Linked DNA regions of Mus musculus: region 2 is linked to region 1. Evidence: chromatin contacts called from ENCODE Hi-C data. All regions are on one chromosome and are shown on one strand. Each heading gives the region's core, a stretch centred on a gene start or an enhancer-like site at or near the end of the contact. The rest is flanking DNA. Distances are from core to core; before and after follow the strand shown. Region 1 holds the start of Spata7 (spermatogenesis associated 7). Region 2 overlaps Ptpn21 (protein tyrosine phosphatase, non-receptor type 21).

What was found. A loop is a pair of places that touch in the nucleus more often than their neighbours do.
Region 2: a loop to region 1 is called in a map of T-helper 17 cell, with 1.9 times the contacts of the local background. The contact joins the enhancer-like site here to the promoter of Spata7 in region 1. A Hi-C loop is called at or near these places in 4 of 37 maps with a recorded cell type or tissue (T-helper 1 cell, T-helper 17 cell, T-helper 2 cell and 1 more).

Annotation. Positions count from the first base shown.
Region 1 is chr12:98,625,872-98,629,831 of GRCm38, reverse strand. Spata7 (spermatogenesis associated 7) reads right to left here and starts at 1,690. Exons shown (of 11, transcript NM_001289572.1): 1 at 1,498-1,690. The coding sequence starts at 1,516.
Region 2 is chr12:98,672,803-98,676,762 of GRCm38, reverse strand. Ptpn21 (protein tyrosine phosphatase, non-receptor type 21) reads left to right here. Exons shown (of 19, transcript NM_001146199.1): 19 at 1-22. Among named protein-coding and RNA genes, the nearest start is that of Spata7, 47 kb to the right of the region's middle. Within about 2 kb of position 2,040, at least 2 of the 3 ENCODE cell types and tissues checked have a DNase peak (open chromatin) inside an H3K27ac peak, as active enhancers do.

The DNA of each region.
Region 1 (3,960 bases), core at 441-2,940:
GACACTGGAAATAGAGCCTTAAAGGTGATCAAGCCTAGCTCCCCATTTTTCAACAACTAAGGCTTGGCAACGTAAAGTAACTGTCAGGACGCCTCATTCGTTGCTATCAGAGACTAGATACAAGACCTCACTAGTTGCTATCAGAGACTAGATACAAGACCAGTTGTTCTTCAAGCTGATGGCTTTCTGCCGTATCACACTCTTGAAGGCTGACCTCACAAAAGCATTTGCTTACTGTGAGGAAGGGAGGAACGTTTTCCCCCTTGGGTATCTTTAGTATCTAATATTCTGAAGTAGCTGAGGGAACTAATAGAATCTAAGACGGTTACTTTAAACTAAAATTAAGCATTGAGGTTTCAACTAAATGAATGGTTACTTATAATTTAGTATATAAAAACTAGCCCAGATACTTATTGAATATAACATTTATACCAGGAACGATGTTATTGATATATGTTATGGGCTAAAACTGAAGCCACCTAAAAGTATAAACCCATTTACATTTGTCACCTCATTTAAAAATAAACACTAAAACCTCACTAAGTCTATTACTAAACAAATGTAAGTAAAAGAACTTGAGGGTTTTAGCTTCTTAGTCTGGGGCTTGTTCTGTGACCAACCATGACACTAGGGGAATTATTTATAATCTTTTGTTTTATTCATTTCAAAATATGAATAATACCCATTTAACAGGATTTGTGTGTAAACAAGTGTTGGGTTACGGGTGGAACACTGCAAAGGTTTAAAGTTTATTTTGTAACCATTTCTGAAGACCATAACAGCATTTGGTGTGTTTTCCTCTAGAGCTTAGGTTGGGATGGTGTCTGAATATCCTCCCCCCCCCCCAACCTTGTATGCTAAGCAGAACACTTATTTTGATGAAATTATTGTAGAATAAAGGTGCATGCAAGATGAAAGCAAGGCTTAATTAATCATTAGCAGGTCGATTCAAAGGTAGTCTTTTGCTATTAAACATTCAGTCCAATGACCAGCCACATTGGAAGTTTATTACAAATGCAGTATCCCAGCTCCTACCTTGGAGCCACTGAATTATAACCAGCTCTGGGTGAGTCAGTTCTGGAGGGAGGGAGAGAAGGAGGGAGGGAGTGGAAGATTTCATGTACTTAAAATGCACCAGGAGCTTGCTGTATATTATCTGCACTTAACCCCCAAGAACTCCGTGGCATGGGTATTTACCCACTACCTTCAAGATGAGCAAACTGAGCGCCGTTTCTGTGAAAGCAGCCGGCCTGATCTGGGGCTCAGGTTAGATTTCAAAGACCAGGCTAGTATTCCGCCTAGAAGATACCCAAGTGATACAGGCTGCAGGGTCCCAGGATCAGGGGATGGATGTCAGGCAGTAAATCAAAGAGCCGGGCATGCGGGGCCTCCCTGAGCTCAGGGCGTTTCTAGTTCCAGCCATTACCCTGCGACACTGAAGGAGGTGGCAGGCAACCTTAAAGGCCATGGGCAGCCTGGACCCGCGCAGTCCCTTACCTCTCCGGCTGCCATCCATGCTTAGTCCTCCTGCGGCCTCCGCGGTTGTATCCCCTTGGTTCTTACTGGGATGAAGCCGAGCTCCCCCGCAGCGGAGGTGAAAAGGAAAAGACCAGGACCGCGGGGGCGCAAAGGGTCACAGCGACAGTCGCCAGGGCGGTTGCTAAGGGCGAGCTCCGCGGCTGCAGATTATGACGTCACAACACAGGGACCTGTGCTCCTAGGCCCCGCCCCGCCCACGCCCCCAGGCACTCCTGCTTACCGAAAGTGCCAGCAGCCGGCGGGAGGATGGCCACGGGTCCCAATCTGTTGTTCTGGGATCCTGGCAGTTATCCAGAGTGAACTGTCCGGAAAGAGAGTCATATCTGCTTCTGCCAGCACTTTTAACTTGGATGCCTGTGATTCGAACTCAAGTCCCCAAGCTTGCAGCGCAAGCGCTTTTGACACAGCAGTTATCTAATGCAGCTACTCCCCCCCCCCCCGCCCCAAACCCCAAGTTTGTATTGTAAGCATTGCAATTAGTGTGAATTTCCTTTCTGCCTACTGAGTTCCTCAGCTCCTGCACTCGCTCTCCCTTTATCTTTAAAGCCACAAAGATCGGTTCATTTTGAATGGAAGAAGGCAGTGAGAAAAGTGTGGATGTATTCCGCTGCTTTCTGCGAGTTGTTTATTTTTGCAGTAGTTAATTGTGTATCCATGGAAATAAGAGCAGAACGGGGTAGAGGGAGTGCAGAAAGCATTCTGTCCCGCTAGGCTTTTCAGCAACCCGTTCTTGAACTTTTAGGCTGGATGGATAAGTCCTTGTTGTGGTATCATATAGCAGTATTCCTGGGCTCTGCCCACTAGAAGACCACAACCCATTAATTGCAACCTAATTGCAACCAAAAATGTCACTAGGTATTGCCAAAGGTTGCCTGAGGAGGAAACTACATCCCATTTGAGAACCTCTGTAGTCACAGAAAGCATACTGGATTCCGAGCCAGATTTGCTGAACTTTGAGCGTCTAGATATTATGGTTGGTTTTTATGGCACCCTAGTGAAAGTTAGAACCTCCAGAATAGGGAGGCTTTCCGGATTTCCTTAAATGATTTGGAAGGGGCTGGGGAGATGGCTCAGCGGGTAAGAGTACTGACTGCTCTTCCAGAGGTCCTGAGATGTTGGCTCACAACCATCTGTAATGGGATCTGATGTCCTCTTCTGGTATATCTGAAGAGAGCAATGGTGTACTCATATGCATTAAATAAATAAATAAATAAATAAATAAATAAATAAATAGATAAATTTTGATTTTGAAGACCCACTCTGATTGAAGGTGTTATCATCTACTAGCAGTCCAGATGTAAACGGTCATGGCTGAAATTCACCTCTTCTGGCTTGTCCTTTCCTCAAGTTGCTTTCTTCTGCTGCTGTGGTTGAATCCTTCCACACCAGAATCAGTTCTTTTTAGTTTTCTATCAGGATCTAAGGTTCAGCAGCTCTCTCTTTCAGGTTTTTTTTTCACCAGATCAGGACAGCTGAGGCATCCAGCCTTGTGGACAGAGCAACTATGCCAGCCTCCCCAGTGAGAGATGGGCACCATGGGGTGGGGGTGGGGGTGGGGGAGTTACTCTGACTACAGAGGCACTCAAGGATGAAGAAACTACTGAGTTCTCAGCCTCTCAGCTGTAATTCAGCTGTATTTGCTATTTGTAAGCTGACTTAATAAGTACACACACACACACACACACACACACACACACACACACACACACATCCTGTTGGGTTCTGCTCGTTTATAGAACTCTGTGGACAGTGCTATCTCTAGGCAGCTCATATAGAGGAATTTCAATCCAGCAACATGGCTACTCTGGCTGGAATAGACACACCTTGAGTACACCCCTTTAATCCCAAGCAATAAAAGTAAGGTTAGTTTACAGAAGGAAGGAGCATGTTTGAAAGGGCAGGTCAGTGAGTCAGTGTAGTTAAATTCAGTCAGTTGGGGTCAGTGCAGTGAGCGTGGTGAAGTGGATTGGAGTTCATTCGTGAGTTTATGCAGTTCAGTGCAGGTCCACAGAGGCAGGTAAAGCCAGAGAAGGATCAAGAAGATTAGAATAAATTGCCAGAGTTAGTTTGAAGCCAAACAGAGCAATTCAGTGAGAAGCTGAGAGAAGCCAGTTTGAATCAGTCATCTTGGTGAGGGAGGAGTTTGAGCCAGAATAGCTGAGTTAAACCAGCCATCTGGAGTTCAGAAAGACCTAGCAAGGGTGAGTTTATCCAGCAGTTAGCCTCCAAGAGTACAACTACATTAGATGAATAAAAAATATTTTGTAATATGGCTTTGGATTGTGTAGAAAAGCAAATTGAGCAAGCCTTGAGGAGCAAGCTAGTAAGTAGTGTTCCTCCAGGGTCAGCTTCTAGGTTCCTGCCTTGAATTCCTGTCCTGACTTCCCTTCATGATACACTGTAAATTGTAAGTTGAAATAA
Region 2 (3,960 bases), core at 791-3,290, 47 kb before region 1:
AATTAAAGAGTAATATATGGCATGTTCGTGTTCCTGTTGCAATACTTTGATAAGTAAATTCCTACGGGGCAGCATTATACCGTTTCAATCTGTCACCCTTCAAATGTCACATCCTTGACATCACTTCTTCGGAACATTAATTTTGAACTTAATTACAGCTAGCAAATGAGAATTTCTGAGTGAAAATAACTCTACGTTATTGTATTTAGGAACAATATAGTTTTCAAGGGCCAAATCAAAATTAGGGTTTAAAGGTTTACTGTGCCTGAGTTGAGAACGTTACTGGCACACATGTTGCCAAATGTATGCAGTGCTTCATGGCTCACTAAGGATTTTAGTTCCTTGATAGTATTGATGTCAAACCAAAGTTATCAAGATGTACATTTCCACAAAAATAGGTTGTAAACCAATGTTTGTACTAGTTAACTTTGGTATTTCTGGCCTCGGTGTTCCTGATTACTGGGGGCTTTTACTGGCATTGCTGTAGTTTTGAGGCCAAGCACCTTGATTTTAGAGCATGGACTAGAACTGTAACCGGTCATCGTTTTCCTCAGGAGCTCCTACTGCGAAGCGCTTAGAAAGCCATAGACTTCAGTATTTAAAACTTTTTGGCAAGACAGATGTGCTCCCTTAGAAACTTCCAGAAAGAGAGATGCCTACCTAGGAACACAGAGGGGAGGGCAAGGGTGTTGATATAGCACTGTGTTCACATCATGGCGTGGCTGATTCATTTCACAGAGGCAGAGACTCTTCCCTTTTGCTTGCAGTGTAGAGATAGAAGTTGTTTAATATATGTATTATATATGTATATAATATATAAATTATATAAAGTATATCTTATATATGTAATATATATTATATACAATACTTATATAATATATACTATGTTATATATTCATACACTCTTATAAATATTTCTTAATTATATGTTTTGTAAATATATCATTTATATATTATTTAAATAATGTTTATACATAATATATAATATACATATATGTGTACACGCACACACACACACATATAAAATGTTAAGACAGTGTAGTCTGTGATGGACTGGAGCGTACTCTGTAGACCAGGCTGGGCTTGAATTCCTTGAGACCTGCCTGCCTCTGCCTTCTGAGTGCTGGGGTTATAAGTAAGGCTTCCACCACCATGCCCGATTTAAATTATGCCTTTAAAGGAGACTCCTGGGTATAAATTTAGTAAGAAGAGAGCACATGAGACAAGATAAAGTGATCTTTTATTTGAAATTCATTTTTAAAAACTAAACCCCAGGTGGGTCTTTTTGGAGTGACAGCCGAGAGAACTTTCTATATCTCTGCTCTAGTCGTAGTAAGTGAGATTATGTCCAGGAAAGGGGAGGGTAAAGGCCACTCTGCAAGCCTGGGTTGGATAGAGATTGCAGAGAACATTTGATGGATTCTTTGGTTGCATTAGTGGCATCACCTGGGGATTTCTGTCAAATCTCAAACATTCTAAAGGCTCATTGCATGTAAACCACACAGTCACATTTACTTCTGCACACCATGCAGTAAGTCATTGTGTTAATTCCTTTGGTTTGTCCCCCAAAGCCATGGTGAAGGGGTAGGTGGGGAGTGTGAGGCCAGCAGAGAGGGGAGGTGAAAGGTAGGAATTGTAACCACCAAATCTCTGTTGTGTCCTCTGAGATCATAGAGCGAGCGGCTGCTTACTGCTGCACCCTGGTGGTGAGACAGGAGAATAAACTCTCTGCTCTGCCAGGCAACGAGGACTGAGACTCACAGGTCAGGCCAGATCAGTCCGAGGTTCATAGGAAAATTCACAGAAGTGGTTATCTCAGCATTTTCTGCAGGAACCTGAATGGTGCATGGGTGGTAAGGTGCCAGATGTGGGGCTTAGAGACGAAGCAAGCGTGAATACTGCCTGAGAATGTGGCTGTGAGGCGAGGTGAAAGGGTGAGTTAGCAAAGCACTCTACATTTCCCAGCATGCTTATCTACCACCCTCTTCCTGGACTGGTAGCTGGATTGAGATGGGAAGTTTATAGAGCCAGCAGAGGGGCACTGCCAAGTGCAACAGCGCCACCTGGAGGCTGTCTTTAGATCATCGCATGTGTATAGGAATCAGGTTTTAAACCATTAAGATTGGTGATGTGTGCTCACAAAATTAAAGCACCTTGAATAATTTGAAGTTCATGAACAGTTTTCAATATATTGACGATTAAGCTGTGGATAATAATATATCAAGAATGCGTGCATAAACGTGTGTGTTTGTGTGTGTGCCCGCGTGCCCCTGCGTGTGTATTCCTTATTGAAGCAGGACCAGTTTTATTTCTGGACCTTTACCTACTAAGCTATTTTACTACCCTTGGTTTTTAAACTGTACATTATTTTAGTTGTGAGATATGAATAATACCCACTTGAGCATGCACTTGAATTTTAAATTTTCACTTTTTAGTAAGGTACACATATTAGTGCTATGAAAAGGTATCAGATCACGTGGAAGTGATGGACATCGAGTGACTGATCTTTTTACTGCATTAGTTACTTTTCTGTTACCATAACAACACACCACGACTAAGGCAGCTTTTAAGGAAAGCATTTCACTGGGCTTAGAGTTTCAGGAGGTTAGAGTTCATGACTGCCATGCAGGGAACGCAGCAGCAGCAGGCAGGTGGTGCTGCAGCAGTAGCTGAAAGCTCACATCTTGCTCCACACGTAGGAGGCAGGGGGAGCTAACCTCGAAAAGCCTGTCCCCAGTGAGACGCCTCCTCCAGCAAGGCCACACCTCCTCATCCTTCACAAACAGTTGCCTTACTCACAGTATTTTATCATAGTGACAGAAAAGTAACAAAAAGAGTTGATGATGGCAGAGGAAAGGCAGGATGGCAAGAATAGCTGAGAGCTCTTGATGTACGAGTGCGAATGACACTGAGCCTTTTGAAACCTCAAGCTCAACAGACTCCTCCCCGCCTCTGCAAAACAGCATCTCCAATAAGGCCACACCTCTCAATCCTTCCTAAAAAGTTCCGTGAACTGGGGACCAAGTAGTCAACATAAGCCTCTAGGGGCCATTCACATTCTCATTCAAACCACTACATTTACAGTATTTTTCATGTAGAGTTAAAAAATGTAAAAAGAATTTTGGTAAATCTTAGAAATATCTATCTATGCATCACTCAAATTGTATATATTGTATGTAATATAATTTAAATTTTTGTTTATATAAAATATACACATTAATATTATAGTATATATTACATATATACACCTAATTTTAAATAACATCATAAGGGTATTAATGCTAATTACCAGACATGAGAAATACAAAGTTGGTCAGGGACAATTTATGAGATCACCAAACAACATAGGCTATTGTCATTGCCCTTGCTCTTGATTTCCTCCTAGAACTTGAATGTAAGTCCCTATTGTTGATGACACCACACACAATAGATACAGGACTTGGAGGAATCGAGCTGGGTCCAAGCTTCTCTCTGGAGTGGCATGGTACCAGAAGGAGCCATTGAAAGCTGAGAAGGAAGAAGAGTAATCAAGAATCCTATCCAGATGTGATACCTACGAGCCACAGAGAGGACCAGATCTGCAAGGTATTGCCAAAGGTACAACAGTGGCACGTAGACTGTGTGTGTGTGTGCATGGCAGTTTACAACTCCCGTCACTTAGGGAATCAGGGAAGGATCCAGAATTCTATGGTCATGGAGGAGCACTGATTATCAGCTTCTTCTCCATGGCTTGCTCAGCCTTTTTTCTCATACAACTCACCTGCCCAGGGGTGTGGTCCCACCCACATCAATCATTAATCAGGAAAATGTCCTGCAGGCCAACTTTGTGATGGCATTTTCTTAGTTGAGGTTCTCTCTTCCCAAATGACTAGCTTAGGTCAATTTGACATAACAACTAGCCAGAACAATTCAACTAACACACAAACGTATCACTATTTAGCTACAGCCTTTTGTGTTTAC